2 separate regions of the Homo sapiens genome follow, and region 1 is linked to region 2. A link is a loop called in an ENCODE intact Hi-C map of the cell type or tissue named here. Cell type or tissue: Caco-2. All regions are shown on one strand. Each heading gives the region's core, and the rest is flanking DNA. Links, peaks and the distances in the headings are about the cores only.

Evidence for each region. Hi-C counts contacts between places; a loop is a spot of excess contacts. Peaks named below come from ENCODE experiments on the same cell type or tissue, not always from the same donor. Only the 100,000 strongest peaks of a DNase experiment are listed, where the experiment ranks them.
Region 1: it touches region 2 in a loop (2.6-fold over the local background); 11 of 110 quality-filtered maps call a loop at or near these places.

The regions. Positions count from the first base shown.
Region 1 is chr3:71,305,099-71,314,143 of GRCh38, reverse strand. The region is part of intron 4 of FOXP1 (forkhead box P1); the gene reads left to right. FOXP1-AS1 (FOXP1 antisense RNA 1) reads right to left here. Exons shown (of 5, transcript NR_126463.1): 5 at 8,290-8,472. Among named protein-coding and RNA genes, the nearest start is that of FOXP1-AS1, 20 kb to the right of the region's middle. RefSeq lists an enhancer at 7,691-8,346. In Caco-2, for the core only: no CTCF peak of the experiment used is centred there; a DNase peak (open chromatin) is centred at 3,313.
Region 2 is chr3:71,392,431-71,401,475 of GRCh38, reverse strand. All of the region lies in intron 3 of FOXP1 (forkhead box P1), which reads left to right. Among named protein-coding and RNA genes, the nearest start is that of FOXP1-AS1, 110 kb to the right of the region's middle. RefSeq lists an enhancer at 1,818-3,800. In Caco-2, for the core only: a CTCF peak has its summit at 4,220; no DNase peak of the experiment used is centred there.

The DNA.
Region 1 (9,045 bases), core at 2,294-4,793, 86 kb after region 2:
TTTCTTTGAGCATTCACTTTGTGCCATACACTATTCTAAGTACTTATGACATGTCAATGCATTTATTCTACAAAAGCAAATAATGCACTGTAATGAAGCCCATTTTATGGATGAGAACACTGAGGGACAGAGAGCTTAGGCAATTTGCCTAAGCTCACAAGGTCAGTCAGCACCAGAGCTAATAAGAACTTGGGCACTTGAATCCATGCTTGTAAATTCTGAACTATTCTAGTCTAAAGTATACTGTATAGTACTATATTCTGTAATACTTAGTTTTAGGTGAGGCAGCCCAAGGATGCATTAAGAAATACAGATACTCGACCGGGCACGGTGGCTCATGCCTGTAATCCCAGCACTTTGGGAGGCCGAGGTGGGCGGATCACGAGGTCAGGAGATCGAGACCATCCTGGCTAACACGGTGAAACCCCGTCTCTACTAAAAATACAAAAAATTAGCCGGGCATGGTGGCTGGTGCCTGTAGTCCCAGCTAATCGGGAGGCTGAGGCAGGAGAATGGCGGGAACCCGGGAGGCGGAGCTTGCAGTGAGCAGAGATAGCGCCACTGCACTCCAGCCTGGGCGAGAGTGCGAGACTGTCTCAAAAAAAAAAAGAAAAAGAAATGCAGATACTCGATCTGTACAACCTCAGCCTTGCCTTTATAAAAATTCTTTCCTAACTTTCAAAACTTGTTTGTTTTTGTTGTTTTTGATAGCCTGTTTTCAGCCAATGAATAGGTAGATAACAATCACTTGCAGCCTGTTGTACTGCTTTTTAAATAATTAGCTTGGCCGGGCGCAGTGGCTCACGCCTGTAATCCCAGCACTTTGGGAGGCAGAGGCGGACGGATCATGAGGTCAGGAGATCGAGACCATCCTGGCTAACACAGTGAAACCCCGTCTCTACTAAAAATACCAAAAATTAGCTGGGCGTGGTGGCGGGCGCCTGTATTCCTAGCTACTCGGGAGGCTGAGGCAGGAGAATGGCATGAATCCGGGAGGCGGAGCTTGCAGTGAGCCGAGATTGCGCCACTGCACTCCAGTGTGGGTGGCACAGCGAGACTCCATCTCAAAAAAAAAAAAAAAAAAAAGAATTAAAGTTTCATTGTGATTGTGCAATTGTACAAAGACATTCCCTTATTTTATTTTATTATTTTTGAGACAGGGTTTCACTCTGTCACCCAGGCTGGAGTGCAGTGGCACGATCTCAGCTCACTGCAACCTCTTCCTGCCTGGTTCAAACAATTCTTCCACCTCAGCCTCCTGAGTACCTGGGACTACAGGCAAGCACCACCATGCCCAGCTAATTTTTTTTTGTATTTTTTGGTAGAGATAAGGTTTCACCGTGTTGGCCAGGCTGGCCTCGAACTCCTGACCTCAAGTGTGATCACCTGCCTTGGCCTCCCAGAGTGCTGGATTTACAGGTATGAGCCACCGTGCCTGGCCTATTCCCCCATTATTAAACAGTGTCTCACTTTATTGCCCAGGCTATTGTGCGGCAGCACCATGCTAGCTCACTGCAGCCTTGAATTCCTGGGCTCAAGCAATCGTCCTGCCTCACCCTCCTTAATAGCTGGCATTGCAGGTGTGAGCCACTGAGCCTAGCTTATTCTCTCATTTTTAAAGTAATTTCAAATAGCAGAAGCAGGGAAGGAGAGGCATTTTAGGAGTTCATCTTTCTGGTCCACCTTTAATGAAGTAAGCAGCTCCTTCCAAGGGGAGCTTGAAGCCTGAATTCTTCGTAGTGAACACAGTACTCTTTTCAGAAACTTATACTTAGCTTAAAAAAATTATCTATACCTCCACCCTGCTGCCTTATATGATAGAAAAGGAGATGAGTTCAGCAACAGCTTCCTCTAGCACACTTGATTACCTTTCTTTCGCTGAAGTCCAGATGCTGAGCTTGTTGAACTCATCTGCCTTGTTCAGCCGTTCTTGTTTTAGGAGTGTTAACGTTCTTTTTGGGAAAGAAGCAGCATATGCGTACACCCTTGCCAGGCTTCCATTAAGTGTCCCTTCACCTTTAGCAAGCCCTTGGTGGACTCAGGGGAGCTTTATAGTTATTATTAACATAACAGCCTGTAAGTTGGGCTTCTTTCTAGTGAAGGAGCCAAGAGGGAGGGCCCCGCCTGGTTTTAAATTACGTAGGCTTTTCTAAATGTGTTTCTAATGGGAGCTAGAGAGGTGGTGAGCTTTGGGGAAGCCTCGCCTTGGGTCATAGTTGAGTGTAGAAGGGAGCTGGGATCTGCAGATATCAGGGAATTTAGGAAGAGAGGCATGGGAAAGGAAATGGGATGGAAAGGTGCCAGGAAAAGTTGCCTCATCATTTCCCACTTTGGTGGTGGCCAAAAGGTAAGTTTCTACTTTGAGATCACTCTCAGGCCCTGTGGGCACAGAGCTGCCAAGTTTCTCAGTTTAAGGACTAATAAAGTTGGGATGTGGGTAATTCTGGGAGACTGGGTAGTTTGAAGGGAAGGATTGTTGGAGGTCTTTCCAGCTATACTGACAATGTACATGGGTTCATTCTTGAGATGAGCGTGTCCATAATAAAATCTAGCTGTAGAGCCATTCAAGGACTTCTCTGTGTGCACGAGCATGCTAGCCATTTTACGTACAACAGTAGGAACAGAGTAGCTGGAGTAAGATACAGGAATGTTTTTGTTCCACTCATACACTGATTAGTGTTATTCACTCATTCTGTATTTACTGAACACCTACCCTGCGTAGCCACTGCTCTGTACTGGGATACAGCAAGCAAGAGGCCTGCACACTGGCTCATGCCTGTAATCCCAGCACTTTGGGAGGCAAAGGCAGGATGATCACTTGAACCCAGGAATTCGACACCAGCCTGGGCAACATAGTGAGACCTTGTCCCTACAAAAAATTGAAAAAACTAGTGAGGCATGGTGGCACGTGCCTCTAGACCCAGCTACTCAGGAGGCTGAGGTGGGAGAACCGCTTGAGTCTAGTAGTTAGTTCCAGGCTGCAGTGAGTCATGATCGTGCCACTGCACTGCACTCCAGCTTGGGCAACAGAGTGAGACCATGTCTCAAAAACAAAAAACAAACAAACAAAAAAAAGTGGGAGGGGGATGCAAATCAGATAAAATCCCTGCCTTCATGGAGTATATGTTCTGATATTTTTGTCATAAACTGAAATTAATACGACTTATCTGTTGCCTAAACTTTTTGCCCAGAACAACCAAACAGAATCAGTTCAGCTGCAGTGGGAACCGCCAAGAGCCAGATGTGGCCATGAGAGGAATATCTTTGAGAGCCTGTCATCTGGCTCCAGCTGTGTTAACCTAGGCCTGGTAGGCAGCCATGAGTTGTGTCTGCCAACTGGTGGCCAGACACTAGTGCAGGCTTAAACAATTAGCAGAATTCCTCATCCGGTGGCTGGATTCACTGTGTGTGTCCTACAGACGATCGCTGCTGTCCAAACCAGGGGACTCTGGGCAGAAACGCCCAGAAGAGAACCAAAAGTTAGCCCCTTGAGAAACCAGTCAAAGTCTCATCCCGGAACATGGAGAGGGAGGCAGGAATCGGGGAAGACCAGCAACAGTGAGAAAACAGAAGTAAACCAGACGTGGCCCTCTGCCTGGCAGACCTTAATTCTGACTGAGAACTCTTGCCTGATAGAGAACGTCTGCCTCCAGCATGCCCCTGCAGAAAAGCAAAGAGTAGAGTTTGCCTGTGAAGAAATTTTTTTTCAGTTATTTTTTACATTGTTGCCCTTTGGTGAGAATCATTTATGATGCTTTATTGGTTTTACCCAAACTGAGATTTCCATGAAAAGTATTCATTCCCACCTTTTGGAAGCAATTAGATCCCCACAAACAGGCTATAACTTTCAAATGTCTGTTATATCTGCCTTCAAAAATAAGTATATAAGTAAATAAAATGCTTCAGCCTGCCTGCATGTGGAAGATTTTTTATAAACTGTAGAGTTGCTGGTTTCATGTACCAGGCAAGTCCTGCTAGCACACGGGAAAATAATAGATTCTGATCATCCATTGTCCAGCATGTTTCTAATACCACAGTAGTTGCTCAGTAAATGTTTGTAGACTGAGCTGAATAAGGAAAAATTCCAGTGAATGTGCTGACTTGCAAGAATGGTAATTAAAAATTAGTGCAGTCATTTCAAATCATAAGTTGGGGAAACAACCCACCATTTAGTGCCCCCCAAAAGTAAAAGTTCTAATTGGAATAAGCTTAGGATTTTTTTTTATGTCCACATCTAAAGTCTGATGATAACAGAAAGCACAAGATGGCAGAGATTAAGGTTTTCAGGGAGACTTCTCTTGAGGCTGAACAGATATGTCCATGTGAGAACATTTTTATCATGGTGAGGTTCTTGGTGGTCTTTCAAAGAAGTCCCACTCTGAACAGATAACGACAACAAAATCATTGAAGTGGGGAAAATTCAAAAGATGCTAGTTTGTGTGTCAAAATCAACTTTTGCATTCTAACTGCATTGTGTAAATTTGCTGTGCAGGAAACATAAGTGAAGCCATTTGGTTTTGTGGCATTGGTGTGGGTTGGCTCAGGGGGTGGGGATAAGGTTGAGGCATTGATATAGTAAGAGGAGAGCCAGATGGTTGTATTACACATCTTTTGTGTTCTTGTTTGCTTCTTAAAGCAGTTGCAGAATTTTGCCCTTGGCGATATTTTCTTCGTGCCTGTGTGTTCTGCTATGAATTTACTTTTGTCAGAGTACTTTGAAAGAAAAGCCTTGCTCAGAAAAAAAAAAAAAATTACGTTATAAACTTGTGAAGTCAACAGTGTGTTCATAAAAATATTTTTTAAATGTTAAGTATGTTAGTAAATAGTTGAGAGAATCAGCTTTTCTTTTTTCTTAGCGCAGTGATTTCGACCATATTTTATATTAATTCAGGGAAAGAATTTTTGCAAAATTATGAATGTGCAATTGGTGATGGATGGATGGATCGAGATGGATAGATGAGGAGACAGACACATGGAACAGATACATTGTTATTCCAGTAAGGATGAGGCCTATCTGATTAGAGATTTAACTTTTTCCATTACTTACAGCAAGCCCTCAGGTTGTGGTTAACCTCTTGTGTTTTATCAGCAAGCGTAACTTGGTAGTAAGTTGAGTGAGAGTGGGTTAGGGTAGGTTGGTGAGTTTTCGTTGACATTTGGTAGAATTGCTGTTACACCACCATTGAAATTTATATTTATTCCCTACTAAAAGGAAATTCTATTTTGCAGTCACCAGTGGCAAGGGATATTTAAGATGTTCTAATGCATGTAAGGGGTGATATTTTATCACCGAATGCTTTTAATAAAGAGTTGCTTTGGAGCTGTCCCCCCTCACCCACACACACACACACACACACACACACACACACACACACACACACACACACACACACATTGTGGTAGAATGCTTCATAATAATTTAATGTCCTTTTTACAGTTCCAGTTTATTTTTTTTTCCTTTGCTCAAATCAGAGAAGAGCAAATATGTAGGATCCTTGGGCGACAGTTTATTCTCCTGTTGTGCACAGATTTCCAGTTTTAGTTGGAACCTGCAGTCCCTGATGAGAAAACAGGAAACTTACAGTCCTAACCTTATTGAAATCTCTGCCGGGTTTAGTCACAAGTCTGAGGCGACTCCTTCCAATAATGAAGCCATTGTACGCATCGTATCTGATCAGTTCTTGAAATGTTTTAGTAGGTCTATCTTACAACATTATAAGAAGATAATCAGCAGCCTTAGAAGGTCCCCATCTGGACTGTAGAGTTCTTTTACTGAAAGATGTTTTGCCTTTTTGAGATAGCTCTCGCGTTTCATCATCTGTTCCGCCGAGATGAAGTGCATATGAAAAGTCAGTGACTCTGAATCCATCTGTTGTTATTATTTTCCACTGATAATTGGCTTGAACAATGAAATGTCTGTGTCTGCAGCCTTTGAAACTGTACACCCTGTTTATTTTCTGGAGGTCTCACTGCAACTACGCCCCCCCATCTTTCCCCCTGCATTTTCTCTCAAGCTTACAGCGAGTGGCGCTTGTGTGAGGATGACATCTTTGACTCTGTGCATCAGTATGTGTCACTCAGCATCTAAAGCTTGCATACGGATTTTTGTCACAATCCCTGTGTCTGTGCCATTCGCTCCCGAATCCGGCGCTCTTTCAGCAAGGAGCTTAGCTGGGCCGCAATGCATGGATCCCTTACCTGGATTGTCGTCTTTATTTCACTGTCCTCATTAAAATATTAATTTAGGGTACAGTATCTAATACCTATGGAATTAGATACTACCTATAATTGTATAATATATTCAGTTGCATCCAGGTTTGCATGATACAGAGCATTAATATTGGATTCCACTAACATCACTTCCATTAGCTTGCTCAACCAGTATGAGATATAGATGAGCTGGGAAGCATAACTACCCTCAAAACTGCCAAAACATTCATTAGAAGCTCCATGGGGATGGACAGAAGCTTTCTCACAGTGATATACTGATTAAATTTTGTTTTGTGGTTTATTTGCAGCAAGGTTAGATCACTATTGTCTATGGACCTGGGTTATCTAACACCTTATTTGGAAGGTCATTTCAAGGCAAAAGGGTGGACAAAATCAGCGTCTTCAGTTTCTGTGGGCACCCCGCTTAGAGAACCTGTGTTTTATTCTCTGGGTCTTTGGGTATCTTTTTATTTTGTTTGCCTTTTCTCCATGTTATGCCATAATAATGTTTGAAATGAGTTTTGGGTTTGTTGGTTTGTTTGTGAAAATATTTTAAAACTTTTCAGTGATCTTCACCTTTTACAGTAGAATGATTTGGCCAGAAAACAGTTTTGTGTTAATAAATTAAAATTGCTTTTGAAATAGAAAGCTGCCCTATTTCCCTTGGCTAGGATAATCACAGCATTCTCGAAGGCTGTGAAGGATCTGTGACCTATCCTTTTTAGTCCAAATACAGTAATAATATGGACACATCCTATAGCACAGCCCTGCTGGATTTGGCCACAGAGTTCTGTAGGGCATTAGTAAGTAGTAGACGAACATAATCTTATTTATGTTTCAATCAAAATCATTTAATACTGCAAAAGTTATTAAAAAATAATTAAGTTACTAAGACCAACATGTAGCTGGAACATAGAATAAGAGGTCAGTGTGAGTTGATTCCATAAGCTGAGAAAAGTCAGTAGTGAATTCCTAACACTGGCATGTTTTTCCTCTTGCTTAAATTCCTGGGTTGTAAGGACAAATTATGTTGAGGTATGGCATATTTTCTGCCGAAATGGAGAAAATTGTTGACTGTAATTATGTTATTTAATTGAAATTATAAGTGGTTGAGGCCACTCAGTTAAAAGCATCTTTTCTAATATGGGGGTAATGTTTTTAAATGAGTGGTCATGGATTGGTGACATTTGAAAGGCAGGCATTTGGGATATATTTTTGGAAAACTCGAATTATTTTCCTTAAATGATTAGTGAACTAGAGAATATAGTTAAGTAGCGTTTTTTTTTTTTTTTTTTTTTTTTTGGCTTATTCTCTTTAACTAGATATGCTTGAATGTATTATGTGTGAGTATATATGCACATATATATATGTGTGTGTATATATTTTTATATGTACACTTTATATGCATATATCAAACAGATCTTTGTAGGTACAGAGTCACAAGTATCAACTTACAATGTGACAAAGCAGAGAAACGAGACGTATATCTGACAATTGTGACTAAACAAACCGATTGTTTAAAATTCGTTGAATGTTAAAGATTGAAATGCAACCCATAGTAGAACTCCAGGGATGGGTATACTACAAGTTCTTTTTGGAGTAGCTGGAGATACAACAATAGCACTCCCCCCCGCCCCACGAGTGAGTTCTTAATTACTAATGAATACAATTCATTTTAATTGTTATTATAGCAACATAACATTTAACTGACTCCTGTTTAGTGGTGTCCCCTGGAATAGGCAGTGTCTCCTGTCAGAGTGAGGACAGGTAGAAGGCACAGCGGGCGTCTGATTGAGCCAGTTATTCATTTGCTGAGTGTTTGTGTTTATGCAAAGGGGCCTCTTCCTGCATATTTAATCTAGAGTAAGGCAGTGGCTTTTGTTGTGTTTAGCCCACATACCTTCAGTCCTTCCTCACACTGCCGCCAGCCTGGGAGCCCTGAGAGCCAGCAGGCTTCCAAGCGCCTGTAGTTTCTCCCTTACAAACTCTCAACTTTCTTCCGTTGTGTGAAAATTGCCTCTCCCGCCCCAAAGCTTTGCCTCCTCACCATGAACGGGTAAGTGTGTGCGAAGCCAAGGCTGACACTTTTGTTTCATTTTACTAATGTTGAGAGGGTACTTTGCTGCCCTTCTGAGCGCCTCCTGAAAGCAGTCCTGGTTCCTGGGCCGTTGTCAGCTTCTGGCTGCATTGAAATAGACAAGTACAGGTGCCTCTTAGGAAATGTGGCTGAATTTTGGACTCGCAGAGAAAGGCTCGTGAGGACTAGGGGGAATTAAAAAGAAAAGAGAGAGAGAGAGCAGCTTTATTATTCTTTGTCCTAACAAATCCTGTTTTGTAACTATCCTGCAGATAATGCTGCCATTGTTTGCTAAAAGCCTTCAAACAGTGTCTAAGACTGAACTGTAAGAAAACAGAAACTCTGCCGCTGTATTGTCTATACCCGGGCCAGGGTCCTCCCCGAAGGTCTGTGCCGGAATAGGAAAGGTTTTCTTCTGTGGAAATCGAATCGTCTCTTCATTGATATTAATAGCACACTAGAGATGTTGGCCATGATGCTCAGAGAGGCGGTCGGGAGGGAAGGAAATCTGATCTTGCTGGGGGGAAAATGACAGCCTCTTGGCCCCACGGTGGAGGAGACATCATCCAGGCTCAGTGTGCATAATGGCATCCTGGCTTAACTGTTTGCTCTAGGAATTTTAATCTTGAGCTGTTTGTTTTACTATCTGGGGTCTTGCTATTTTTTGTTCCCGTACTGTCTTTAGAAAGCACCATATTCAGGGGCTAATCCAGTCTTTTTTTAAAGTGAATTTTTAAAAACAGACTCAGAGAAATTCA
Region 2 (9,045 bases), core at 3,260-5,759:
GATATGTAGATCTGTCTCTTGCTTAGCCTGACAGCTTCTGGGGACAACACGAATTTTTCAGTCGGTGTGAGAAATGCCCCATCCACACCAATTGATACCCTCCCCTGGCAGCTGCCTCTCTCTCTCTCTTTTATCATTCCTCTTGATCCGTCATCCAGAGAATGCTAGAAGGCATGAGAATGTAAGTTCCAAATAGGAGTTGGTGCCTGTTTTCTATCTTGGTTTATTTTCAAAACCCTTTTTGAACTTTTGAACTGTTGGTACCCAGGGGGCAATGTGCAGGGGAGTTGATAAATAAAGATAATGTTGATGTAAGTACAGTTTCTTTCATATGTAACTAGAGAAGCATGTGAGTTTTCAGATAAGCTTTTCTTAGAAAAAATAAAATTTTAAATGTCAAAGTTTTTTGAGTGGGGGTGGAGGAGACTCCCGTACGGAAGGACTCGTCTTAGACAAGAGACAGACTGATGAAGAGAAAAGCAAACTGACAGCATGTAGGTAAATTTGACTGAAGATCCTTCTGTTTTTATGAGACGTAGACTTCCCTCCTCCTTATGTGTTCTCCTGAAGCCTCTGTTTATTATTGGGGTATTACTTTCTTTGTCTGAAATAGTCATTTTCTAATTCTTCCTCAAAAAAATTGCAGGGGGGTTCTACATCTAACACAATGTAGGTCATTGATCTGGGAGATTGTTCTCTTTTAAAAACAAAAATGATGGGGAAAAAATTCAGCTTCTTTTACTTCCCAAGCATCTTTTGAAAATGTGAGGTTCTGTATTCAGATGAAAGTCCACACAAAGCATTAATTACACATAAATTGGCTGGCCGTGGTGGCTCAGGCATTGATCCCAGAACTTTGGGAGGCCGAGGTGGGTGGACCACTTGAGGCCAGGATTGCAAGACCAGCCTGGCCAACATGGTGAAACACCATCTCTACTAAACATACAAAAATTAGCCAGGCATGGTGGCTCGTGCCTGTAATCCCAGCTACTCAGGAGGCTGAGGCACGAGAATCGATTGAACCCAGGAATTTGGAGGTTGCAGTGAGCCGAGATTGCACCACTGCACTCCAGCCTGGGCAACAGAACGAGACTCTGTCTCAAAAAAAAAAATCATACATAAATTAATAAAACAGAGAAGGTGTATGCCTTAGAAACACCCAATACACTAACTACCTGATTATCAGATTAAGTCCATGAAAAATTTGAAATAATTGGTTTCATTGCATTCATGCCAGCACTGGGTTGAATCAGCCAGGTAATGATATCAATAAGATTTACGTCAATATTATGGTGACATAAACATTTTTTACCTACTTGCCAAAATTTTTTTTTAATGGGTTCAGCCCCAAACCCTCCCAGGAAAACATACACTGCCAAGTGCGAGGTAAAAAATGAAAGTTTGTCACATGAAAAAATTTATGTATCTGGAAATAATGGTCATAATTATTAACACTGCATTAATTAGATTTGGCATTGGTGTTTTGAGTTTCAATTTTTTGTCTCTGGGTTTACATTTTAATTATCTTGGGATTCACAGATTGATGTGGAACATACTAGGCATTTGCTACATCGTTTTCAAATTAACAACTGGAGAAATTTTTAAATGATTCGTAGAGCCATTTGTAGAGTTTCATGGAAAGATTTCCCAGTAAAATGAAGGTTTGTAAGAGGTGCAGAGAGTGAAGTGGCTGACTGTAGTTATACATAAAATTGCCCCTGCTAATGTTTGACCACACTGCTTTTGGATTCATTTTACTTACATATTTCAGGTGTATGCCTTTCAAAGGTTGAGATGTGGTAAGAGGAAATTTCATCATGCTCCATCTCAGAAGGTTGTAGGTTATCAAAGGTTGCAAACCCCCTTTCCCTGCCCTGGTTGTCAGTAGTGCTTCCGTCTGGGTGAATGTTGGAACTATGTTCTGTGTGCAATCTGGGAGTTGATTTTTATCGACTTTAGTGAAATGCATAGGATTTTAGAACTTCAGGTATACCCAAATAGCTGCTTATTTTGAAACTTGCTTGAATTTCTTGTTTCTAAAATGTATGGTGGGAGATGGTGGAATAAAGGGTATTTTATACTTTCCTTAAGTGTAGTCACCTTTTCTTAAATTTCTGGTTTGTAGTTTTGTTTCTTCATGACTTGGGAGCTTTAGAGAATGTATCATACTGTGAAGTTGTTTGACTCCTTTAGAGATGTGTCTGAGTGTGTTTTGTGTGTATATACACACATACATATGTATACACCTAAACCTATGTACATACCTGTATATCTACACATATACACATATGTGTATGTACACACATAGACACACGTATGGTTGTTAAATTTCATAAACCCAAATAATTCAAGTTTCTTTCCTAACACAGAAAGTCACTTCTACGAACAGTTGAAAAATAAATATTATAATCAGCGAGGCATCACAAATAACTTTTATGTCTAAATCAAGCTATTAAATGCTTTTTTATTTTTAAGTAGATAGGGGAATAAAATAGCTGTATAGTTCATAAAGTGGTGTGCCATTACTGCCTGCTGTGCCCAAGAATTATGCCAGCTTTTTACACTCATGAAGTAAAAGCGGATTAGAACTGTGATCAATGTATTATCCTATATATCTTATTTTGCATTGTATTTCCTTTTTGAGCACCTTTGTAGACTAAATGGCTACTAATGACATAATTACAATTGTTTGTCACCACCATAATGCATGATTTCCTATCTCATCATGAAGATGTAAGTTAGATAAAGGAGGAGTTTTGGCAGGAAGACAAAGTGCAGTGATTTATTAAAGGCCAGATGTGGTTGTTAAAAGCTTTTCTACAGAAGGCACAATTGAGTGATGTGAAATGGGAGCAAAATCACTCTGCACCCCCAGCCCGTGGTTCTTGGTGTGAGTGACATAGTTGCTTCTGGAAGCATGACAAATGAGCCACATGTTTTATTGTTGTGTACAAATTTTATGTTGGAATTTAAACAGGGTGAAAAGGGTTCACATTAGCTTATACCAGCAAAGTAGGTGTTTAAAGGAAGCTAATGAGACTAAAGGGCTGGCGATGTTTTCAGCGTGCTTAGTGCTTCATAGCAAGAACTGAAATATCTTATGTTTCTGTCAAGTTTCAAAGAGGGAAAATCCCAGCACTGTTTTAAAAAAATGAGAGTGGTTAATATGAGAATTCAAAGAAATCAGAAGCAAGTGGAGACAAGATATTACTTAAGCACTGTTGACATACATATTGCACACATCGACTTGACATATATACAATCAGATTAGATAGATGCTTCTAAGGAAAGAGGCACAATTTCTGGTTTTAGCATTATTTGCACACACAAAGCTCTGTTAAAATAATGTTAAGACATTGGAGTGTTAGAAGCTATGAGTGGTACGAAGAGTGTTTTCAAGCTTTTGGAGGAGGATAAAAAAAGAAAATGGTTGTATCTTAAAAGCTATTCTGTGGACAGAAGGTAGTGATCTTTCTGGTTTTCCTTCCTTCCTCTCCCCTTCTCTCTCTTTCCCCACTCTCTCTGCTTCTTCCTTCTTTCCCTGTCTCTACCTTCTCCCTCCTTCCCTTGCATCCCTGTAAAATGTTATACGGAGAACAGTTAAACTGTAGGATTAGGTCTGTCTGTACAGCTTGGGACCTGGAATTATACTAGACATAGGAACTTTCCTGCCTTTTCCAGTGTAGATGGAGAAATTATTCTAAATGGTATAAGTTGAAGACTTCAAAGGTTTCTAGATTAACTCTGTGAAATCAGTGAGAGCTTTGGTGGGGTTTTCCTTCCTTGTCCTCTCAGCTGAAAATATGGGGTCCTCCTATTGTTTTCTCCCATAGTACTGCAGACTTGATAGCTCTTGTAGACTTGACCATACATTGTAATTATATGTCTATTTGTAAAATCATTTGTTTAACATTTATTTCCCAGTGTTCAGTCTGTAAGTTCCACAGAGGCAAAAACTGGCCCCAAGGCCCGTCGCATTGCCTGGCACATAATGTACATTTGGAAAGTATTTGTTGAACAATCCAAAGAACCGCAGGCAGCAATACCTACATTCAGGATATCACTTGGAAAAACTAGCAAAATCCATCCAGATAAAACGTTCCCAGATTATAAATGCTCATCCACATAATCTGTGGAGCAGTTCAGATGGCTCTTTTGCAACTTTCTTAAAGTTTGGAACTTTGGAATCCAGTTAGATCTCGTTCCTTCCGAATGGGTTTTTGCCTCCTAAGCTCTCTTCATGCAATTCCAGGGACTGCCACTTGATGGCTTAGACAATTTAAAATATAAAGTGGGAAAGGTACACGTGCTTCCAACCCTGCCTAGACTCTGCTGGTTCCATTTAAATGTGTATATATACACATATATATATATGTATATATATATATACACATATATATGTATATATATATACACATATATATGTGTATATATATATACACATATATATGTATATATATATATATACACATATATATGTGTATATATATACACATATATATATATACACACATATATATATATACACATATATATATGTGTATATATATATATATACACACATATATATGTTCCTTATGACTCATACATTGAACCTTATACGGAGATGAATACAGTTGAAGTACAGGGAGTAAAGTTTCGGAGAAATAAAACACTTAGAATCAGGGCTGTATTCGTGGGTGTGAGACATGCCCAATCTCACAAGACCTGACGCTTAGAAGGGACCCACACTTGGTTTAATGCTCTGCTGTTGCTGTCTTCTTAAACATTTTTTAAAATTTTGAACAAGGGGTCCCAAGTGTTCATTATGCCACGGGCCCCATAAATTATGTAGTCAGTCTGAACTGGAATTTGTGTTACTTGAAGGTAGGTTGCTTTAGGCCTGATCTTAGCTGACCATGGCTCCTTTAGGAGTCTTTGTTTAGTGCTTGGTAGGAAGCTTGTTCCCACGGGACAAGCCTGTGGGTTAAGAGCTTGGCTTTGACTCAGACTTCCTGGGTCAAATCCTGGCTCTGCAACTGGGTCAGTTACTTAAACTTTCCAAGCCCAGTTTCCTCATTTACAAAATGGAGATGATAATAGTGTGTCTGCTTCCTAGACTTGAGTTGATTAAACTAACGTCCCAGGTGCACGTCTTAGGGCTGAGCACTGCATTTCTGCTAGGTATGGTTGCAATCATCGGGCACCACATTCCTGGTTACACCTGACACTTACTGAGCTTCCTGCTCTCTGTGGCAGCTCCAAAAGTTTCAGGATTCTTGCCCTGCTTTGATGCTCTACTGTTCCAGCACTCAAGGTTCTGTGTAGTCCGGTAGCAGAGTTCAAGTTAGACTGAACTCTAAGACTTGACTCAGCTCTGCCCTATCCCTCCTCCTGAATGAGGCTCTAGCTGCTCTTCTTTAAGCCTTCTCTTTTATGTTAGATGATTAATTAATATGGAAAGGAATTGTGTAACTAAACTTTGCATTTTTGTAACCCATCTCTGTTTCCTGGTGGGTGCAAAGATGCCTCTTATTCGATATATCATTAAAGAAACCAGTCTTTTTTTCTGCAGAGCATTTATAATATATTTTAATATAGCCAAGTCATTCATAACCAACCCCCCCATTAATTACAGGAAATTTGCGCAACATTGACCATATCAAAGGACTCTACATTATAAAGAGGAGAATACATTATTGGAGACCGATATGATGTGGGATATGATTCATTCATTCATTTAGCAATTATTTATTGAAGACTTTGTGTGTGCCAGGCAGTGTTGTACGTACTGGGAATATAACTGTTAACAAGACTGCCAAGAACCTTGCTGTTGTGTTGCTGGTATTCTAGTAGGGTACAGATACTAAACAAACAACAAAGAACAGTATCAGAGGAAAGTGCTGTGCAGAGAAATAAAACAGAATGATGAAATAAGGAGTGCCCCTGGGCCAGTTTAGATGAGGTACCCAGGTAAGGCTTCTCAGAGGAGGTGACTTTTGAGCTGAGGTCTGAATGGCAAGAAGGAGGCAGCCAGGAGCAGCTTGGAAGAGAAGCATTCCAGACTTAGGGAACAACCAGTGTTCAGACCCTGGGGTATCATGAACTGGGTGGGTCTGAGGAACAGAAAAAAGGCATACAAGATGGAGAGCAGAAACACTCAAGGCAGCAGAACTAGTTGGGGCCTGATCTTACAGACTTTGGAAACCAGGGTCGCAAGACGCCGAGCTTTATTCTTCTACCTATTACTTTAATGCTAAAAGGGAACTAGGAATCTGTTCAGTCATGAGCCAAATAATAGAATCAGTGAAACAGTCTCCAGATATTAACTAGGGGGAAGTAGATGGTTTTGTCTGGATTATCCAGTTCAATTTTTTTTTTTTTTTTTTTTTTTTTGTGACGGGGTTTCACTCTTGTTGCCCAGGCTGGAGTGCAGTGGCGCGATCTTGGCTCACCGCAACCTCTGCCTCCTGGGTTCAAGCAATTCTCCTGCCTCAGCCTCCCAAGTAGCTGGGATTACAGGCATGCTCCACCACATCCGGTTAATTTTGTATTTTTAGTAGAGACGAGGTTTCTCCATGTTGGTCAGGCTGGTCTCGAACTCCCGACCTCAGGTGATCTGCCCGTCTCGGCCTCCCAAAGTGCTGGGATTACAGGCGTTAGCCACCGCGCCCAGCCTCCAGTTCAATTCTTTCGTTAAGAGCCATAATAGTGAAAGGAGCACTGGAATTGGAGTCCCCAAACAAATCCCAGCAGTTTTGGGACGAGCCATTTAGTTTTTCCAGAGTCATCCATCTGTAAGACTGACACTACCTTTGACACAAGGGTCGGTATAATGATGAAATGGCAGCTACCTGACAAATGCAAAGTCATATACAAAATACAAAGTTGCTATTATTGATGACCCTTCAATTTGATCATCTTATCTATTAAAATGTCTATTTTTAAAACTATAAAAATGCATCTTTGATCCATTGAAGAGACTTTATATCTTACCGGGAGAAACCTAGCAGACAAATTCATGGTGGGTATAGTTACCTTTTTCCCTCATTGGTTCCTAGGCATTGCTTCACACTCACAGATAACCTGTTTGACCTTTTCTTCTAAGGTCTGGGATGTATTTAAGAACAAATGACCACTGCCTATGGAATTCTTTCTTCTAGATTTTTTGTCCAATAGCTGAATTGGATTTGAAATAGGGGAGGCTTAAAAAGGAGAGTTGACTGTTGGTTTTAAAAACGTATCTCTAAAGAGGACTCATCATTGTTCTGAGAAAACAAAAATCCGGGACTTCTAAAAATAACTGCTGATTGCCTTGGAGTTGGGCTGGTGCATATGAACAATTTACATTCTGCTCTTTGGGAGCTGGTGACTCTTCTGGAAATTGGGGCTCTTTTAGTGGACATTGTTGATGCAGGCATAGTTGGCTTTTGTTTCCATGTGCTTCTCAGAAACTCTTGCTCTGCTCCGCAGACATTTGTATGTGTCAAAGAAGTATATGGGGCTGAGTGCAGTGGCTCATGCCTGTAACCCCAACACTTTGGGAGGCCGAGGCTGGAGGATCACTTGAGCCCAGGAGTTCAACACCAGCCTGGGCAACACAGTGAGATCCCATCTCTACAAAAAATTTAAAAAATGAAAAAGAATCAGATGGGATGAGAGAGTCCATAGGTCAGGTTCTCCAAGAGTAGTTTTCAGGAGCCATGTAAGTGGCCCTAGAGATTCTGAACTTTAAAATGTTAAAACTGCTTTGATTTCACAGACACCCTTTCAAAAGATTATCTCAGATTACTGGAAGACTTTCTTGTTAAGTTTAGAGAATTTTGCATTTTGCTTAGAAATCATTTTCAAGTTTTATTAGAACATTTACTAGCAATGGTGCTAATTATTTTAAATATGACCCTGGAAATGGGCTATGTCAGCTTGAAAAGACTATTTTTAACGGAATTTGGTTTTAAAGGCAGGTTTTATAGACATTATAGTAATACCGTTGTTATCTAATTAGCATCCACTGCGTAAATGTACATGATATTAGAGAGGCAAGTATACATAAAATTATAAATTGTGACATTTTATGAGTTTTTTTTTTATTATGAGTCTTCTATAGTCATCATTACTTAACAGTGTGAAATGTGGTCTTAGACATTACATCATGTAAAGACCAGGAGACAAAAAAAAACTGAGGATCAATTTTTGATTATAATAAAGTTTTAGTATGAGGCATTTCTGAATATGTGTCATGAATATGAGTCATGATTTTCACACCAAACCTGACCTATTATGATTATGCTTCAACTTCATGGGGTTTTCAGTATTTAAATTCTAAACCCAATTCTAAGGTTTCAAAATGATTCACATTCAAACCTACTTTTATGTTTTATAATTAAATAAGAAAATATTGCTTATACCTACATTTTTATTATTCTTGGGCATATTATAATTATTTCTTTAATTTCACCAATAAAATAGCCCATTTCTTCATTAGTAAATTATCAGGCTATCTCAATAAAAAAATTAGTTTGAATGTGGCTTGCCATCTCAAAGAGTCATTTCAGTTTGGAATTTTCTCACTTTTTTCATTTGTTCTTTTTGTAAAATGTGAAGATACTTTCTAGGTAAATTAATCCCTTCCAAACGGTAAAATAACTTTCTTCTTGGAAAGAGTTATTACAGTCTTATTCTTTACAATCTTAAATACCACTTAGGTTAGCGTGAACAATACATGAAAAAAATTACACTAGTTAAAAAAAGAATGATTGCGACCTAGGCCAAGTGCATTGCAATTATATGTTCATGGAAAAGTGAGCTTTCTACTGGGAAGAGCACGATATAGATGCCCATGAAATTTCCAAAGTTTAAGTATTTTTGTAAATTAGGTTGTTCCTAGTTAAACAGGTGGCTTTAAAGGCTGGTTTCACTGTTGTTTTAATCATAGTTTAGTTACCATGGAGAAATATGCAAGTTAGCATTTATACACAGAAGTGAAATTTATGCTGCATAGATAATAGCCTAAATTTAGCTTGACTTAAGTTTACCACTTCCTTTTTTTTAAACAAAAAGAATAGT